Linked DNA regions of Homo sapiens: region 2 is linked to region 1. Evidence: chromatin loops called from intact Hi-C (ENCODE). Cell type or tissue: PC-3. All regions are shown on one strand. Links, peaks and the distances in the headings refer to the core of each region. The heading gives the core; the rest is flanking DNA. Region 1 overlaps LOC124905249 (a long non-coding RNA gene). Region 2 overlaps CTPS2 (CTP synthase 2).

Region 1 (10,524 bases), core at 5,231-7,730:
GTCCCCCAGTGGAGACTGGGAGTGCAGAGTGAAGGGGTCCTTCACTAGTTACAGAAAAATAGAATGTCCTGGAAATTTAAAGGAGTAGCTACCAACAGATTCTAGGCATATGAAATGGTGATGGAGAATTCCAATCACATTGCAATTTGGTCCAACCCCTCTTTCCTAGCCTACCCTTTTCCTCCCCATCCTTGTCCCAGTTAACTGATCCCCACTTGCAATTTGCCAACTTATGTCCTTTTTATCCTACTACCCTGCCAGTGCCTAACACAGTGACCAATCCGGGTAGTCAACAAGAATGACTGATGGCAAGGCCCAGATTCTGGAAACTGGTGAATTAATCCATTCCCTTTTCCCTTGAAGTTTTCCCTGTGTCTGAATTATTAGGTAATACAGATCAATATCATTCCCAACTATATCAATTCTTCTATAATGAACTTCCTACAAGCAGCACTCAATGAAAGATTACTGGAATGAAGGACAAATAGATAGATGAACACCAAGCGCAGGAAAGAATTGTGAGGTGCAAATACAGAAGTGGTCAGAGGTAGGAAATTGGGGACAGATGGGGAAGGTTGTCAAGAGGTTTCCTTGAGGAAGAGGCACAGGAAAGATGAAAATTTACATTCCTGCTGCTCTGATACTCACTGCTCTGGTTTGGATGCTTTTCCCCCAAAACCTCATGTTGAAATTTGATCACAATGTTGGAGGTGAGGCCTAATGGGAAATGTTTTAGGTCACAGGTGCAGATCCATCATGAATACACTAATGCAGGGAGAAGGGCTGACTGGGGCGAGGGTGTGAGTGAGCTCTCACTCTATTAGTTCCTGTGAGATCTGGTTGTTAAAAAGAGCCTGGCATCTCCCTTCCTCTGTTGCCATTTGATCTCTACACACTCAGCTCCCCTTTGCCTTCCACCATGAGTGGAAGCATCCTGAGGCCCTCACCAGATGCCCAATGTTGAACCTTCCAGCAAGCTGAATCATGAGCTAAATAAACCTCTTTTCTTTATAAATTATCCAGCATCAGATATTCCTTTATAGCAATAGTAAATGGACTAAGACACTGAAACAATAGCAAAACACATACTTTCAGCCCCACAGTGCCTCTAAAAAGGTCTTCCCATATGTTACTGGGGTTTTTTAACTGTGACTAAGCTGGGTAATGTTTTTAAAAAGAAGCATCTTTTGAACAATATTTTGTATAGCCCTTTGACTACTCAATGTGTTCACTCCAAAATGTGTTTCTCATATCCATTTTTGTGTCATCCGCAACCTCAACAACATCTTCATTCTGTAATAGAGTAATAAGATCTTGTAACTTGCAGACATCTGTAGCTTATGGTTTTTTAGAAATACAGATCTGTGGTGTCAAAATTTTAAAGATAAAACTTGTAGCCATTATTTTCTTTTTCTGCCCGTGCAATGTAATGACATTATAAAAATACCGTTACACAACATAAACTGTGCCATTAAAAGTTAATTTAAATCAATGAAATATTGTTTTAGATTTTGTGTGTTTAATTATGTGGTAGTCCCATATCTGATTTCAGATGGAAAATCAACTTGATTTATCCTGAAATTGTATATGTTAGGAATAGGTACTCCAAAGTTATATCCAAGTAAAGAATTTAATAAAATTGACTTTTTAAAAATGTAAAACCTGCCCATATCTGGTATCATCCTTCTGCAGACTTTGGCATTTGATAGTGTGTTTTATTATTTTATTTCAACTCAGTATTCAAGAAAAGTTTTTGAAACCTTTTGATTACCCTGACAGCTGAAATGGAATTTTTACAAGGACAGCATGTTTGGAGCCAAAGATCTGGCTGACACAATGAATGTGATGATGAAAATAATTTTACATCAGCCCAGCCTAGGATATTGCCTTCATTTAAAATTTATATTAGACAGGTTTTTTTTTTAACATTTTTCCTCTAAAAGAAAACAGTAGTTTTCAACTCTTTCCGTCAGCCAAGAAAAGTCCTAAAGCTTTGGAGATTTGGATAGTTACAAGAGTCCAAGAAACCTATTTCCCAGCATCCTATCTTAGAATTATTTTCAGAGGTTTTGGAAAGAAAAGAAATCCTAGGGGCTACATAATTAAGAAATTAGTCTATTTCGGGATAACAGTATACCCCTGCAGAGATTTAATAAATGGTGTTTGAACACGTAAAAATGGCCCCAATAAAATATCCACCCTCTCCAAACTGTGTCCTACTGGGTATTGACACAGCAGTGGTTGCAGGTTCAAATTGGAGATCAGATGCAAGGCACACTATTGGCTTTAATTTTCACTCGGCCTTGTGGAAGGGCAGAAGACAGGAAATAGCATGTACAGCACCTTCATTTCTTCAGGATACCCGTGGTAGGCAGAATCACAGTGCCCCAAAGATATTCATGCCCTAATCTGCAGAACCTGTGAATATGTTACATTACATAGCAAGGAGGAATTAAGGTGCAGATAGAATTAAAGTTGATAAGTCAGCTGACCTTAAAACAGGAAAACTACTCTGTGTATTATCTAGATGAGCCTGAAGTAATCAGAAACATCCTTAAAAGTGGAAGAGGTTGGCAGATGAGGAGGTCAGAGCGATGCAATGTAAGAAGGGCTCAATCCTCCATTGCTGGCTTTGAAGATGGAGGAAGGGACCATGAGCCAAGGCATGCCAGATGCCTCTAGAAGCCAGAAAAGCCAAGAGAACAGATTCTTCCCTAGAGCCTACGGAAAGGAATGCAGCCCTGCCAACACCTTGATCCTAGCTACTGTGAAACTGTGTCAGACTTCTGTCCTGCAGAACTATAAAGTGATAAATTTATGTTGTTTCCAGCCGCTAAGTTCGTGAGGATTTGTTACAGTAGTGATAGGAAACGAATGCAATGCCTGACAGCTACCCAAGTGCACAGCTTCTTTTGCCCCCACACCCACACAGGAAATGCAAGTTTGCCACAGAATGACATCCAAAGTGTCATAAAATCACCTTGACACAGAGAAGCCACAGTCACAGCTTCCCAACAATCTTTTATATGGTTCCAGTAACACAAGCCCCAAAACTGCATGTCAGCCCCCAGCAGCCCCAGTCCAGAAGAGGTCCCACAGAGCAGGGCTTCACAGCAAGCAGGGCAGGTGCAATATTCCACATCTGTTGATCACTGCAGTTTCCAAAGAAACAGGACTCTGTGGTCGATGGTTCTCACAGGCAGGCCTGGATCAGCCCAGTGCTAAGGTTAACCCTTTACTCACAATTGTGATCCCAATGTCATAATATATATGTACATTATAGATTGGAGGAATCTGTCACTGTTTGAATCTTGGGTGCAAATAGGGTCCCCTCCCCACAGAAGCCAAAGGCCAAGTACTTGCTTTCCCTGGACCCAGGCACTAGGAAGATGATGCACATGACCTAAGCTCAGCCAATCAGGATGCCAAGAAGGAAGTTTGGAATGTCTTCTAATACTGTCAGTCACGACAGCGTTCAATGCCCAGTGAGAAGAGCAGTTGGACCCAAAAAGTCTGGCTTGGGACATTTTGGGACCACAGGATTCTAGTCCATTTCCTGAGCCTGGTTCAACAGCTTTCCCATTACTTGATAGCCTTCTAATCAATTCCTTTTCTGCTTAGGATAAGCAAGCTCAGTTTATGCTGTTTATGTCATGAACCCTAACTGGATCAGAAATTGTTACCAGGAGGGGCTTCAGACAGCAGATCTTCTGGAATTGAGGAGAATCCAGGATTGGTTATATAACTTGGTTGGGGTAAGGGCAGCAAACATTCAGGAATGAAAATCTGGTAAACAGTGGCCCACAGTGGAAGAGCAACTAATCAAACTGTAATTTATACAGTAATTTTTTTTGTAAGCAAGACTTGGGGGCCCACATTGGTGGTTTGTAAGCAAGCCTTGGGAGCCCACATTGGTGGTGCCATATACAGCAGCATGAGAAACCAGGACTGGAGAATGAGGTGGCTAATACTGGAAAGCTTAAAGAGAGAGAATGATACTCAAATCCCTAGTTCTTGGCTGAAAGCAAAACCCAGAACCAGGAGGATTTTGTATCCCTGTGCTAAAAAAGAATGTCTTATTTTTTGTAGCAGCAGTACAAAACTACCCAGAATCAATCCTCTACTCCAGTGGGGACTAATTTAGAACATCAACTGAATCACAGACTCATCAAGGGCCTTATATGAAAGTTAGGGCATCAATAAGGAAAGAGCAGACCCTGAGAACTGCAATGGTGTTCAGTGGGAGGGTGTCAAGGCCTCAAACACCAAATCTCCAAACTCCACTGAACCTAGGTTTTCAGCTCAAGCCATTCTTCCTCCCACGTCTGAGGCAGCTCATGACTTACCTGAAGACTCCGTAACTCTCTTTCCTTGTAAGAATTACCTTGCACAAGGAAGACTAACCTTCACAGGCCCTGAATCCCCTAATGAAGGGGAAGTCAGGCAGGGCCTTAAAGAAGTGTCCTGAAATTACTTCACAAAAATATTGGGGAATCTTCCTCCTATCCTTTGACTTGTAAATATTTATCAAGGAAACAGCGTATTGGGCAAAGGGAAATGCCTACCCATTTCAGATATTATTGAACATTGAATCTGAGTAAATAACACTGCCACTCACTAATTAGGGTGGAGACTTACAAGATTCAGGTGATCAATAGCATTTAGGTCCCAGTCCCAGTCTAATTTAAAGTGGACAGACTAACACTCTGAACTCAGCCCATGATAGTTTATCTATCTGTTTCCTAAGGATTTACTTTGAATAGGTAAATCTAGCCACTGCTAGAATCCCCACATTGTCTCTGAACCACAGGTAAAATAAGTCCAATGGAAGCCCCTAGGATTACCCATTGCACTCAAAATGAAAAATAAAAAGCAATACCATATCTGAGAAAATTATAGCAATTAGTGTCACCATGAAAATCTTAAGAAATGCAGGGAAGGTGATTCCTAGTACATCCCCACCTAACTTTCCAGTTTGTCCAGTGCAGAGGATGGGGGCTTCTTGGAGAATGATGGTGGATTGACATGTGCTTCATGAGGGGGTGATTCCAATTGCAGCTGCATTTATGGATGTGGCCTACTAATGAGGAAACATAACCCAGTCCCTGGTGTCTGGCATTTATTCATTCTTCAGTGAATTGAGCACCTACTATGTTCCAGGTAATGTTCTAGGTACTGGGTATAGTGAAGTGAGCAAAACAAACAAAAATGTCCATCCTTGCAGAGTCAAATATCTTTGTCTCTTATCTGATAAACACCAGAAGCATTTTGCTTTTACCTAGCAGGGATAGCAGAACACCTTACCAACTTGTCACAGGGCTTTTCTAGTTCTGTTCCACAATTTGCTATGCAGGAACCTTGACTTTCTCGCCACCACACAGGACATTCCTGAATACTGTATCATATTAAGAAGACATGAAGAGCAGGGACCAGATTGGCTGGGTTCAAATCCTATCTCTACTGCTTTCTAGCTGTGTGATTTTGAACAGGTTACTTAACCTCTCTGTGCCTCTATTCTCCTATCTGTAAAAGGTAAAATCCCACGGTATTTTGGGGAGGGCTAAAGTTGTTAATATATGTAAAGTGCTTTAGTACCTAAAGAAATAAATTTTCCACAAGAATGATTTTCATTTAGTGAGAAGCCAAGACTTTCACATTACCATGCTGGCCTCCACACACATTCCCTTGAGAAAAAAAGGTGAGAAAAAAACTCATTAAAAAAAAAAGGTGAGGAGTAAGTATCATCTTACTATTAAGGGTCAGTTGAGTTGCTGCTACTCGATACAAGCAGGGATGAGTATGAATGAAATTGGGTGAGTCTTACAGTTCCTCCTATTATTATCTTGTCCAGTAATAAAAATTAATGAAATACTAATACAGGACAATCCAGGCAGGCCCACCAAGAGTTCAATTTCCTTAGAAATGAAGATTTGAGTGACTCTACTAAGTAAAACACACTGAGAATCTGAGGTACAGGCTGCAGGCAAAGGAGATCTGGAATAGGGAGAGGTGGGAGTTATAAATACCAGCTGTTGCCTTGTGGTAGAAGTATAAATGGTGACAGTAGACGCTACACATTTCCTTGATTACTGTGACATGAAAATATGGAAAGAAAAGTACATGTGGATATCAAGTAGCCAAAGAATACATTGTAATTGCTTTTCTAGGAAGGGTTTTCCAGGATCTGGATGCTATCCTTAAATCTGGAGAATGTCCCATGGCGTGAGCCTTAGGGAAGGCAGTTCCTCCCTCTTGCAAAAGAAAAGATCAGATTCTGGCTTTCTCTGAGCCCTGGCTGCTGCGCTAGGAGGGGGCACATAGTCTAAGCTTGGCCAATCAGGTGCTCCCACTCAGCTCTTTGAATCTTGAGTTAATGACTCAAAGAAAGTCTTAGCGGTGGTGCTGACAGGGCTTCTAGTATCCAGTGCAGCGGTGTCACCCACAGAATATGTCCAGCAGTGGCAACAGAGGCGTCCGAATCAGACTGTTCCACTAGAGGGCGCTCGAAAGAAGTTCTGGTAGCCCAGTTTAATATGGATGCCTCCTACCACGTTCCCAGTCAGGTTCTCCAAGAGTCCCATATTTCTTTGAGCTGCCTGATATCTTACCAATAAGCTTCTTTTCTCATCAAGGTAATGAGGGTAGCTTAAAGTGATTTGCAACCAAGAACTCCGGCAAGTTTTCACAGAAAAAAAAAAAAAAGACTGAAGAGAAATATATCAAAATGCCAACATTTTAGAATTAAAGTAATTTTTATTTTCTACTTTACGTTTTTCTGTCATTTTCAAATTTCCTAAAGTGAACATATATCTTACTTTTAAAGTTAAAATGTTAGTAGAGATAATAAAAATAATACTAATTGATGGCAATTGGTTTATTAGTGAACCAATTTTTAGAAAAGTAAAGTACTGGGGAATATTTAAAAGGTATGTTTTGGTGGTGGGTAGGAAAAGTTTGAAGTACAGAATACCTGTTTAGGACAGTGCACTTAGGTGAGACAATGAGAGCTCTTCTAGAGAGAAAAATACCTTAAAAGGGTGTCTTAGCCAGCTCAGGTTGCAATAACAAAGTATCATAGACTGGGTGGCTTAAACAACAGAAATTTATTTTCTCCCAGTTTTGGAAGCTGGGAAGTTTAAGATCAAGGTTCTAGCGGATTGCAGATTCTGGTGGTGCCACAGCTTTCTTCCTGGCTTGCAGATTACTGACTTTTTCCTGCATCCTTACATGGCCTTTCCTCTGAGGGCACAAGGAGGGGGAAAGAGAGAGAGACCGCACATGAGCATGAGTGAGCGCATGTGCGGGCCAACCCCAGTGTCTTTTCTTATAAGAACATTAATCCTATCAGATCACGGCCCCACCCTTACAACTTCGTTTAACCTTAATCACTTCCTTAGAGGCCACAGCCACACTGGGGGTTAGGGTTTCAGCATATGGATAGGGAGGTGGGGGTGTAAACACAGAGGGGATGAGACATCAAAGAAAAAATTACCCTGGTTCTGACACTTTCAGATCCCTGTATAAAAAACAGGTGTTGGGATGGGAAATATTGTCTTTTCATGACATTCGGCATGATCTTGGGGGTGCATGGCTAAAATAGTATGGTAGACAAGATCTACCATACTTAGACAGAAAGTCAAGAAATGCAGTGCTCACATCATCAGAAAGATCATCAACATAGACACAGCCAATCCTCATTATTCACAGATTCTCTGTTTGCAAATTTGTCTACTTTCTAAAATTTATTTGCAGCCCCAAAAATCAATATGCTTGGAACTTTAGCAGTCATTCGCAGACATGTGCAGAGCAGCAAAAAATTTGAGTTGCCCAACGTGCACGCCACCAGCTGAGTCAAATGAGGCGACACTCTGCCTTCTTGTTTCAGCTCTCAGGCTATAAACAAGTGTCCTTTTCACTATTTAGTGCCATGTTTTTTGCATTTTTGTGCTTTTTGTTGGTGATTTTGCTGTTCAAAATGGTCCCCAATGACTGGGTAGGGTGGCTTACACCTGTAATCCCAGCAATTTAAAAGGCTGAGACGGGTGGGTCACTTGAGCCCAGGAGTTTGAGAGCAGCCTGGGCAACATGGCAAAACCCCATCTCTACAAAAAATACCAAAAAAAAAAATTAGCCAGGCCTGCTGGTGGCATGTGCCTGTAGTCCCAGCTACTCTGGAGGCTGAGATGGGAGGATCACCTGAGCCCAGGGAGGTCGAGGCTGCAGTGAGCCATGATGGCACCACTGTACTCCAGCCTAGGTGATATGGTGAGATCCTGTCTCAAAAAAACAAAAAACCTAAAAATGGTCCTCAAGCTTAGTGCTGCCTAGCACTCCTAAGTACAAGAAGGCTGTGATGTACCTTATGGGAAAATAAATAAATAAATACATAAATACATAATTTGTGTTAGAAAAGCTTCTTTCAAGCATGCATTCTAGCTGTAAGTTCAATGTTAATGAATCAACAATATATATTAAACAAGGTGTCTTTAGACAGAAACATATATAAAACAGGGTTATGTTTGATCTATTCATGACAATGTAGTTACCAGAAGCTTGCAGGAACTTGTGCTTTTCCCCTAGGAACGATGTTTAGTATTCACTGATTCGGTGTTCATCGCAAGTTTATACACCCTAACTACCCCAAATAATGAGAATCAACTGTATTTAAATCACCAGGAATTATGCTGGAGCAGTGCTGGAAAGAATGACAGGAAGCGTTCTTCCTTGTACTCTTCAAGAAAGAAGAATGACCCAGGACTCTGGAGATGACTGCAACAAGAAAGAGGAGAAAGTGGTGAAGTCTGATGGCATGAGATGCAAAGCCAAAGGACATTAGGAAGGAGGAAGAAATTTCTGGAAGAATCAATGAGGAGCAATGAAACAATCAATGGGAACTAATATCAGAAATGTGAGACAGCAGGGGTAGGTTTGTGACAGAAATTTTTTGGCTCTTAAGTGGCACTAAACCTCACTATGGTATTCATCATCCCTCCTACGCTCTGTAATGGGAGCCCTGATTCTCCCCCTCTTCACATAGCTACAATAGCGGGTCACCTCGCTTCTAAATCTTCACATTTGGAAAAAGAAAAGAACAGCTTCATAGTACAAAGGCATAATTCTGCTTCACAACTCAGTATGTTACAAAATATAATCCATTTTCCTTTGCCATTTTTACATAAACACTTTTATTATGCCCATAGAGAAGAAAGGTTACCTTTTGAGGGAAATTATTCATGAGGGAAAAAAAATTAGAATTTTGAACAAGCCATTTAGGTGACCTATAGAGATGTGTGAAAATAGGATTTCAATCTGTATTCAATGACTAATCCGAAAAGATGAAAACGTAATTAAATTGCAGTAGCACCCCTCAGTTTAATTTAACCTTTAAGGGGCCTGGTCAATGTTCTCTTAAAATTAATTTCAACCTGTGACTTTCCAGGGAACAGAGAGAAATAGAACTTATACTTAAATACATGCATGCATATTTATAAACATAGTTTATTTACCTTTATGCTTTTTCTCCCAACAGGTAAGTCTAGATTGCTTTTTTAATTTATTTATTTTACTTTAAGTTCTGGGATACATGTGCAGAATGTGCAGGTTTGTTACATAGGCATACATGTGCTATGGTGGTTTGCTGCACCTATCAACCCATTATCTAGGTTTAAAGCCCTGCATGCATTAGGTATTTGTCCTAATGCTCTCGCTCCTCTTGCCCCCCTCCCCCGCCCCCGCCAACAGGCCCCAGTGTGTGATGTTCCCTTCCCTGTGTCCATGTGTTCGCATTGTTCAACTCCCCCTTATAAGTGAGAACGTGCAGTGTTTGGTTTTCTGTTCCTGTGTTAGTTTGCTGAGAATGATGGCTTCCAGCTTCATCCATGTCCCTGCAAAGGACATGAACTCATTCTTTTTTATGGCTGCATAGTATTCCATGGTGTATACGTGCCTCGATTAGAAATTTACCAAAAGTTTAATATCTCACAAGTTCAAAAAAAGTGTTCAGAGCTTGCTTTTCTCTACTTATTTTGGGTTTATCATTTCATTCCTTTTAAAAATATTAAAGAAGTAGAAATCAAATTATGTGCCAGTTTGACAAGATCCTCCCACCTTTAGGAACAGAAAAAATTTAATAAATTGTCATCACTAGCCTGAAATGATTGAATATATAATTTACCTAAAGTTTAATAAAATAGCTGAACTAGGACACAATGGGGAGAAGTGTTTCATGAAGAAAAATGTGGACTAATTCATATGAGAATTATTTTAAAGGCATACTTGGAACTCTTGCTTGATTAAGTTTAAGAAATAGTAACATTGCCAAGGGCTGGCACAAGAAGAAGGAAGCAGACACTCTCCTACACAGCAGTGGCAATTTAAGCTGTGTCCAAATTTCTAGAAGGCAATTTGGCAAGATATATCAAAAGCTGTAATAACAGATGTCCCCATTGACCACAACTGCCACTTTTCTTGGAATTTATCTTAAGAAAATGAATGAAGGATGTAATAAAATTTTGCACAACATTG
Region 2 (10,524 bases), core at 5,231-7,730, 170 kb after region 1:
GGATCCAGTTTCAGCCTTTTACATATGGCTAGCCAGTTTTCCCAGCACCATTTATTAAATAGGGAATCCTTTCCCCATTCCTTGTTTTTCTCAGGTTTGTCAAAGATCAGATAGTTGCAGATATGCGGTGTTATTTCTGAGGGCTCTGTTCTGTTCCATTGATCTATATCTCTGTTTTGGTACCAGTACCATGTTGTTTTGGTTACTGTAGCCTTGCAGTATAGTTTGAAGTCAGGTAGTGTGATGCCTCCAGCTTTGTTCTTTTGGCTTAGGATTGACTTGGCAATGAGGGCTCTTTTTTGGTTCCATATGAACTTTAAAGTAGTTTTTTCCAATTCTGTGAAGAAAGTCATTGGTAGCTTGATTGGGATGGCATTGAATCTATAAATTACCTTGGGCAGTATGGCCATTTTCACGATATTGATTCTTCCTACCCATGAGCATGGAATGTTCTTCCATTTGTTTGTATCCTCTTTTATTTCATTGAGCAGTGGTTTGTAGTTCTCCTTGAAGAGGTCCTTCACGTCCCTTGTAAGGTGGATTCCTAGGTATTTTATTCTCTTTGAAGCAATTGTGAATGGGAGTTCACTCATGATTTGGCTCTCTGTTTGTCTGTTATTGGTGTATAAGAATGCTTGTGATTTTTGTACATTGATTTTGTATCCTGAGACTTTGCTGAAGTTGCTTATCAGCTTAAGGAGATTTTGGGCTGAGAAAGCAGGAAAATCCAAAACTGACACCCTAACATCACAATTAAAAGAACTAGAAAAGCAAGAGCAAACACATTCAAAAGCTAGCAGAAGACAAGAAATAACTAAAATCAGAGCAGAACTGAAGGAAATAGAGACACAAAAAATCCTTCAAAAAATTAATGAATCCAGGAGCTGGTTTTTTGAAAGGATCAACAAAATTGATAGACCACTAGCAAGATTAATAAAGAAAAAAAGAGAGAAGAATCAAATGGACGCAATAAAAAATGATAAAGGGGATATCACCACCGATCCCACAGAAATACAAACTACCATCAGAGATTACTACAAACACCTCTACCCAAATAAACTAGAAAATCTAGAAGAAATGGATAAATTCCTCGACACATACACCCTCCCAAGACTAAACCAGGAAGAAGTTGAATCTCTGAATAGACCAATAACAGGAGCTGAAATTGTGGCAATAATCAATAGCTTACCAACCAAAAAGAGTACAAGACCAGATGGATTCACAGCCGAATTCTACCAGAGGTACAAGGAGGAATTGGTACCATTCCTTCTGAAACTATTCCAATCAATAGAAAAAGAGGGAATCCTCCCTAACTCATTTTATGAGGCCAGCATCATCCTGATACCAAAGCCGGGCAGAGACACAACCAAAAAAGAGAATTTTAGACCAATATCCTTGATGAACATTGATGCAAAAATCCTCAGTAAAATACTAGCAAACCGAATCCAGCAGCACATCAAAAAGCTTATCCACCATGATCAAGTGGGCTTCATCCCTGGGATGCAAGGCTGATTCAATATACGCAAATCAATAAATGTAATCCAGCATATAAACAGAACCAAAGACAAAAACCACATGATTATCTCAATAGATGCAGAAAAGGCCTTTGACAGAATTCAACAACCCTTCATGCTAAAAACTCTCAATAAATTAGGTATTGATGGGACGTATCTCAAAATAATAAGAGCTATCTATGACAAACCGACAGCCAATATCATACTGAATGGGCAAAAACTGGAAGCATTCCCTTTGAAAACTGGCATAAGATAGGGATGCCCTCTCTCATCACTCCTATTCAACATAGTGTTGGAAGTTCTTGCCAGGGCAATTAGACAGGAGAAGGAAATAAAGGGCCAAAAGTTTTTTTTAAAGGTCTATCTACCATTAATGAAAATCACAGCAAATATCTCTTATGCATGCGTGTGCCTCCCAAATCATGAAAACTCTCTTTTTAAAAAGTATTTTATGGTACCATTTCTTGCAAGACAAAACCAAAATCACCAGCAGCAACACAGAGGAATCACTATACTGACAAGACTTTACCACAATGGTCAACATGTAGTTCTTTTCTTTTTCTTTTTCTTTTTTTTCTTTTTTTTTTTTTTTTTGAGACAGTGTTTTGCTCTTGTTGCCCAGGCTGGAGTGCAATGGCGCAATCTCAGCTCACCACAATCTTCACCTCCTGGGTTCAAGCGATTCTCCTGCCTCAGCCTCCCGAGTAGCTGGGATTACAGGCATGTGCCACCACGTCTGGCTAATTTTGTATTTTTAGTAGAGACAGGGTTTCTCCATGTTGGTCAGGCTGGTCTCAAACTCCCAAACTCAGGTGATCCGCCCACCTCGGCCTCCCAAAGCGCTGGAATAACAGGCGTGAGCCACCGCACCCGGCACCCCCCCCCTTTTTTTTTCTTTTGACACACAGTCTCACTCTGGCACCCAGGCTAGAGCACAGTGGTGTGACCTTGGCTCACTGCAACCTCTGCCTCCCAGGTTCAAGATTCTTGTGCCTCAGCCACCCAAGTAGCTGGGATTACAGGAATGCACCACCATGCCCAGCTAATTTTTGTATTTTTAGTAGAGACAGGGTTTCGCCATGTTGGCCAGGCTGGTCTTGAACTCCTGACCTCAAGTGATCCGCCCGCCTCGGCTTCCCAAAGTGCTGGGATTACAGACCCACTGTGCCCAGCCAACATGTGGCTCTTGACAAACGAAAGGTTTGTCATAGTGAAGTTTGCTTGTCAAGGACTTCTGGCTCCCAATAAATTCCCAACATAAGAAAACAGATATTCCAAGGTGCTAGGGAAAGGGTATAGCAATGCCTCATATAGCCCACCTTTACGCTACCCCAAGGCAGCTGTTAAACCATTTCTTCTCCATTAACAGAAAGAGGTGGTTGGAATTTAAAGATTTTAATGGCATAGTTAGGATTCCCAGCATGCATGAGTTCCTTACAATACTTTATATTAAAATCCGTTTCCTGTGAAACAGCATGTTTTAAAAACAGATTGTCATGAACACAGTTTTCCCCAAAGCAGTATTACTACTATACTTATTTCCTTCATAAAGGGCCCCTGGAAGCCATAAAATATAAGAACAATGGAACAAAAACTTAGTCTGCTTTGAATGAGTTTTATATTTCATAGTAAACAGTAGAATACCACCCAGGCAGGGTGGTAAAAGCACACGGTAGTCTGTAGTACTATTAATTCCATTCGTGTCTGGCACCACACCATCCACACTGCAGTGCACCGTGATCTGGTTAAAAGCACCTTTTAACCAACGTTTATCCCACCCCAAGGGAAGGTGTACTCAAATGTGGTTCATTAACAATAATTTACCCTAAAAAATATCTCAAGGTATGGAGTTGAAGTCAAACAATCACAGGGGTGAATGGTTTTCTAAAATGTTTAAAAGAACAGTTCAAAAGAAAGCAAAATAGAATCTTTTGTTAATTTCAGTTCACTTTTGCTTGAAGTGTAACAAAGCGGGGAAAGTGGCATTTTGATAGCAGTTGAGTTTATAAAGCACCACCTCAACTGTCCCTCACAGCGGCCCTAAGGAGGAGAATCAGCAAGTTTAGGAGTAGTGACTTGGACAAAATTACTCAATAAGCAGCAGACGCAGAAGTAAAATCCATAGCATCTACCCTACTTGTCAATAGTGTCCCCACAGAAGTAAAATATTTTTGCACCACATGGTGCAAGAATGGCCCCTGGCAACATCAACCATGCAACTCAAAGTCAAAAAGCAAAGTGATTCCAAGTTTGAAACAAAGCGATTCCAAGTTTCAAGCAGTGCTGGAAACAGAATGTCGGATTTGTGCAAGGGAAAAGAGTACCTTGCTCTCCAAGTCCAAGAGAGAGCAGAGCCACGCAACGTAAGAGAAGCATGCCTGGGAGAGTGAAATGCACCCTCTGTGAACAATGGAGGGAGCCACTCTCACCTGCAATTCACCTAATAATTCACCTCCGATTCGCCACCTTGTCACCTCCGATTCACCTTGTTCACCTAACGAGTCCGTGAACAACCATTCTAATAGGATATAGATCCCTATTCCCCTCTCACTAAGCAGGTCAGGAATGTGTATCAAGACACAACAGGCAAAACCCTCTGGGGAGTTCAGGGAACTGCAAGCTGTTCCATATGGATTTGTGTGCATTTTATCCTATAAACCAAGGGAAGCCATCGGGGGGGGGGGGGTTTAAGTTCCAAAATAATGTGGGGAGATCATTCCAACCGCAGAAGACGGATTGGGAGGAAGCAAGCTGGAGGCAGAGAAACCAAGTAGGAGGCTTTGCAGTAGGCAAGAGATAGATACTGGAACTAAAGGAAAAGTAATAATAATAGCATCATCATAATAATTCCCATTTAAGTTCCTACCATAGACCAGGCACTACGCTCAGTGCTTTACATTTAGTGTGAAACTTAATCTTCATTTCTGCCATGTCAAGTGGGGACTATTACCATCCCCTTTTTATAAAGAAAGCAATGCACAGAAGAGCAAGGTCACAGCCAGCTGGGAAGTAAAAGAGCCAGTTTGAACTCGGTTGACAGCTAGAGTCCTGACTCCGGGCCATACTCCCTTGCAGCATGGCAGAAAATAGACAAAAGATGGAGTGAATTCCAACAACAGGAATTGCCAGCACCTGCTGACTATGAGCAATGGGGATGAGGGAGGAGGAATCTGAGCTTCCCCAGGGGAGTCCAGCCAGGTCACACTGTGTGGGTGATGGTACCACTTGCAGGAAGATATTAATCTTAATGTTAGTTAATCCTGGCAACCTGGGAGCATTCCCTGGGTACAACCACGAAAGAGAGAACAAGCTCTAATGCCAGCATTTCCCACACTGCTGGGACTGTGCGCTTGCAGGTCTGTGCCCTTTCCTGGATGGGAAGGTCTGTAGCTGAAGACCCCTAGAAGAAAGTCTATGGATGCAGGGGACGGGGGTAGCATTGGGGGTATGAATGTAAGGAAACTACAAAGTGGTATGTTTGGGCAGTTTTCCAGGAAGTGGGCCCACAGCTTTGATCACAATCTTGGAAGTCTGTCACCTCCCAAAATTTAGAGAACAGTTATACTACCTGATGAGTCCCCAGGTCAGGGAACATGTTCTTATTTAAGCACTTATTCAAGCACCCAGCACAGTGGCTGGGATAGAATAAGCTTTAACATAGGGGGTGTGTTGAGTGAATGGTGAAGTGTGCAGCCATTAAAAATGAACTTCATGCAACTTGGAAAAATGCATATGAAGTGTTAAGTTCAAAATACAAACTTCTGTAATTAATAAAGAATTTATGGTGCTATTCTGAAAACATATGAATATTCTGTTTCTTACAAATTTCACCCAGTGGCTTTAGCATCCACTGATGATCCTTATTTGAATCCATTATTACATCAGAGATGACATCTACATTTTTAATTGGCTTTTCTTTTTTCTTTGCTTTTGTATTTTCTTAGTATTATTATGGACTCATGGAATTTCAGAAAATGAAATGTGTTATAATCTAATACTGTCATTGTTCTTTTTGATGTTCAAATTGTCCAAAATAAGGCCAGTGGGTGCCCTTTCAAGCTGGCTTCTTTGACCTTGGAAAACTCATACCCCTTTCATTTTCAGCTGTTCCTTGCTTTAAATACAGCAATATGTTCCAGGCTCATCTTGTACTTTTCCTGCCCCAGTCCTGGAATCAACCATTACTTCCAGGAGCCCTAGTTCATTTCAAATTTTTGGTATTTAAAAACCAAAATGGCCTGGCGCGGTGGCTCACACCTGTAATCCCAGCACTTCGGGAGGCCGAGGCGGGTGGATCACGAGGTCAGGAGTTCAAGACCAGCCTGGCCAAGATGGTGAAACCCCATCTCTACTAAAAATACAAAAAAATTAGCCGGGCATGGTGGCGGGCACCTGTAATCCCAGCCACTCGGGAGGCTGAGGCAGAGAATTGCTTGAACCCGGGAGGCAGAGATTGCAGTGAGCCGAGATCATGACACTGCACTCCAGCCTGGGCAACAGAGTGAGACTTGTCTCAAAAATAAATAAATAAATAAATAAATAAATAAATAAATAAATAAAACCAAAATGGAGAAAAATGTTCCTTTGCAAAGGAGATCTCCAGACCGTCACTGTATCACTCTTTCATCTTTTCTGTAGGTTTGCAAGTTTTCAAAATAAAAGAGTGTGGGTGTGTGTGTATATATATCTATATAGATAGATAGATACACTCACTATTATTACAGCCACAGAAAGAATCATATACAGGTATAGGCTCATAGGAAATATTTGAAAATGAGCACAGTAATTATGTTAGGCTGGTGGGTTTGTGGGTGCTTTTTTTTTCTCTCTCTCTCTTTTCTAAATTTTCTGTAATGCTACATGTAGAAGTTAACAGAAAACAAAACCATCCCAGGCTAGAAGTCAGCATGTTACTTAGCAGGAAAAAACCCCGATATATTGTCACAGAAGAGAGACCAGAGACAATGGTGAATGAAATGGGTTCCTTCTCACCCTGACTGTTGCCAGGACTCAACAAATATAGAGGGAAGGGCTAAGCACAGAGGAGAGAATGGACTTAGATCCTAGGGGCACACAAAGGAAAGAGGAAACGGAAGGAACTGGCTTCAGGTGTGTACTTCCTTTAAAGACTCTCTTATTACAAAGTAGTTTCGGCTTTTGGGTTTGGTCTGAAACAGTCAAGCAAATACAGTGAATCACTGAGTACCTTTCCCTCCTGTTGTTTTTGTACCACGCTGCTTCCTGTTTTGCCACAAAAAGATGATTTATCTGCACAAGAGACAGTAATTGCTGGATGGAGACATGGAATCCAAAGTTCCAAAACTAGAATAAAATGCTACTCAAATGACTCAAGATTCTGGTTTTATACTTAAAAATATGTTTCCCAAAAAGCTGCATTTCTGTGAACTGCAAACTGAACCCCATCTAAGTTTTTGCTTTCTGATATACATCAAGCACTGTCCAAGGAAGAGAGTTTTACTCTGATCTGACAAATAAAAACTGGAAGTTGTGCCTAAACTTGGTGTGTAGTGATTGCTCCCAAGAGCCTTGCAGGCAGCCACAGAGACACACATGCTAGAAAACAATCTATGAACTTTAGACTCTGATCCTTCTCTCCTTACTTAAAAATGGAATTCTAGGCCTCAGGCCAGGCACATTGGCCCATGCCTGTAATCTCAGCACTTTGGGAGGCCAAGGTGGGCGGATTGCTTGCGCCCAGGAGCTTGAGACCAGCCTGAGAAACAAAAAAAAAAAAAAAGGAATTCCAGAAAGAGATTAGATGCTCTGTTTCTAGATTTAAACAAGCAAACAAACAAAGAAAACTTGCAATTACAAGCACCTTCATATTCTCCTGAAATGTATTTCTTATAATTACATGAAGCAGTCTCATTCTTTTACATTATGTGTCAGCAAGACCATGCAAATTTGTGGTTGCCTTTTATACGTGAGACAAATTGTTTAGACACCAGAGGAGAGAGATCAGCAAAGAATTGCAATGATTTATTTAATGGACCATTATTTCCCATTTGATTTTTTTATTTTCAAAATGGTTTGTTAGTTAGACTCGTGTAAAAAAAGAGTTAACAGCAGGCTTGAGGCTGCTATCTTTCAAAGGGCCTGCTTGCAGGGTTAGTTCTTGGCTGGTGTCCGGGAACATGGCTTTCGGAATGTGTGCTCCATTACTAACTGATAAGGTCATTTTGCTGGGCTTAGGCTGTTTATACAATGTGATCTATGGTGAACACCTGCTTTCCCTCTGGCATCTGGAATTTTGGTGGTTGCTAGGTAGAAAATGCCTATGTGACCAGCCCTCGAAATATCCCTAAACTCTGAGCCTCAAACTGGCTCATCTGGGCAGAAACATCACATAGGCATAGTTGCATTTTCACTGCTGGAAGGAAGGCGAACTCGACGTGACTTATCACAGGAGAGAGATCATAGGAAACGTGCAAATGAATTTCTCCAGACTCCACTTATCTTTCCCATTACTGATCTTGCTGTGCATGTTTACTTTGCCACCATAATAAATATTAGCTATAAGGCCGGTCGCGGTGGCTCACACCTGTAATCCCAGCACTTTGGGAGCCCGAGGCACACGGATCACCAGAGGTCAGGAGTTCAAGCCCAGCTTGGCCAACATGGTGAAACCCCATCTCTACTAAAAATACAAAAATTAGCTGGGCATGGTGGCGGGTGCCTGTAATCCCAGCTACTCGGGAGGCTGAGGCATAAGAATTGCTTGAACCCGGGAGGTGGAGGTTGCAGTGAGCCAAGACCACATGATTGCACTCCAGCCTGGGCAACAAGAGTGAAACTCCATCTCTAAATAAATAAATAAATAAATATTAGCTATGAGTACAGCTATATTCTGATTACTTTCAGCAAATCACCAAAGTGTGGGCAGTCTTGGGGGGACCCCCTAAACAAGACTCTTATTTTGATTTTGCATGTATTTTTAAATAGCTCATAAAAACCTAAAAAATACTGTCCTGAAGCTATTGTGCCCTTGAACTGCCCACTACAAGCCTAAAACCAGGTGAAATTGGTCTTCCTAACTGCTGCCATTCTGTAGATAATGAAGTAGCTGAGAATTTAGCTCACTAGCTGTAAATCCCAAAATAATAGTCTTACTGCAACTTCCCAGGCCCTAAAAGATAAATATTCTCCGCTAGGCAGAATGCGGAGGTTACACCTCAGGTACGCTTAACTCAAAGGCAAGGATTTTTACACTCCATGCTTTAAAGACATTGGCCGTACACGTGCCATACAATTGAATATCATCAGCGCCAACTTCTGGGAAAGGAAGTCATTATTCTAGTGTTCATATTCCTTGTCACATTGTTTAGGGTTGATTACAAGCAGTAATCTTGTTTGTCAGAAATACAGCCCCAACTCAGCTCACATTAGAGCCTGGCATCAGAGTAGTCATTTGCTTTTCAAAGCTCACTAATCTCATGGAGCTGGGCAGAGAGGAGTTGAAGTGCAAGGTTCCTCTGGAATCCTGGTGTCTGTCACTGGATTAATTCATAGTCACCACCCTCTGTCAGAAAACTCTCTGAAATGTGTCAAGATTTGACTCCCCTGCTACCTGCATTCATTACTTTAATGGGTAATAAACAACCCCTGTGTGTAAGGGAGCCAGGGAGATAAAGATAAATAAGATGCTGGCTGTCCTTAAGGAATGTACCAATTTGTGGTTGATACACGTAGGAATTCCCTCAGTGTCATGGAAGCCTACTAGTCAGCTATAATTCCAATGCCAGCATCAGAGCTTGGTTAAGAGGTCTTTCCTTCTCTCTGAGACATACTATATCTCACTCAGGAGTCACTAGCAATCAGTCAGTTTTTTCAGAAACTACTAGGAAGCCTTTTTTTTTTTTGAGACAGGGTCTCCCTCTGTCGCCCAAGCTGGAGTGCAGTGGTGCAATCTCAGCTCACTGCAACCTCTGCCTCCCGGGTTCAAACGCTCCTCCTGCCTCAGCCTCCCTAGCAGCAGCGTGTGCCACCACGTCTGGCTAATTTTTGTACATTTAGTAGATACGGGGTTTCACCATGTTCGCCAGGCTGGTCTCGAACTCCTGACCTCAGGTGATCTGCCCACCTCGGCCTCCCAAAATGCTGGGATTACAGGCGTGAGCCACCACACCCCGCTGGAAGCTCTACCCAGAGACCACCACCCGCCATGCGGGAATTGGCAGGCCATACAACACACAGGTGGGCAGTCCACACGAGCCAGACAGGATTTGTATATTAGTTGGTATTTGCAAACAGCCAGATAGTTATAAGTGAGTTATTTCTCCCAGCCATCTAACTTGTCCCACTATCACCTTCCTTTCAGTGTGAGAATCTAAAATAACGGGAATTGTAAAACGGCTGCAAAGGGTCACAGCCCACATCTGACATGGGACCACATTAGGATGTCCAATCAGTGGCATAAGCTGTGCAGTCTCAGAACACAGGAAGCTCTTCTTCAGATGAAATCTCTCTTGCAGAACCATGGCACATGAGCCAGATAAAGTGGAGCTGCTCAGCTGAAGCAGGAAGGAGCCCAGAGCCCCCATGGCCTGCTCCCGCAGCAGCCCAGACTCCAGCTCCGAGAGCACAGTTTGAAAGTCAGTGCACTGAAAGGGGTGAACATCAATACAGTAAGATGCCCAAAGTGCAAATTATGTGAAGCTGTTCCCATATGAACACATGGTGAAAGGAAATGCTAGAGAGCTGTGAGCTTCTCCTAGCAGGTAATGACACAAATAAGTAGGGTTGTGTAACAAGCACACACGTGCACACCACACACAGATCCTGCCAGCCCTCAACAGCAACACTGCGAGGGTTGTTTGCCAGAATGAGGGTTGGCAGTGGTAATCTTCTGAACAACATATATCTGGTTATTGTGGTAATAACCCCTACCAAAGTCTATGATATTCTGGATGGTTGCTTCTGCTTTTCAAGTTATTAGGTACGATATCCTTGGATGAGAAGAAAGAAAAATAAACTCTCCCCAAACTAGTAT

Evidence for each region. Hi-C counts contacts between places; a loop is a spot of excess contacts. Peaks named below come from ENCODE experiments on the same cell type or tissue, not always from the same donor. Only the 100,000 strongest peaks of a DNase experiment are listed, where the experiment ranks them.
Region 2: it touches region 1 in a loop (4-fold over the local background); 2 of 110 quality-filtered maps call a loop at or near these places.

Annotation. Positions count from the first base shown.
Region 1 is chrX:16,430,293-16,440,816 of GRCh38, forward strand. LOC124905249 (a long non-coding RNA gene) reads right to left here. Exons shown (of 2, transcript XR_007068397.1): 2 at 7,085-8,769. Among named protein-coding and RNA genes, the nearest start is that of MIR548AM, 190 kb to the right of the region's middle. In PC-3, for the core only: a CTCF peak has its summit at 6,487 (motif pointing right); a DNase peak (open chromatin) is centred at 6,489; H3K27ac peaks cover 827 bases.
Region 2 is chrX:16,597,386-16,607,909 of GRCh38, forward strand. The region is part of intron 17 of CTPS2 (CTP synthase 2); the gene reads right to left. Among named protein-coding and RNA genes, the nearest start is that of MIR548AM, 24 kb to the right of the region's middle. RefSeq lists an enhancer at 9,525-10,025. In PC-3, for the core only: no CTCF peak of the experiment used is centred there; a DNase peak (open chromatin) is centred at 6,666; H3K27ac peaks cover 1,668 bases.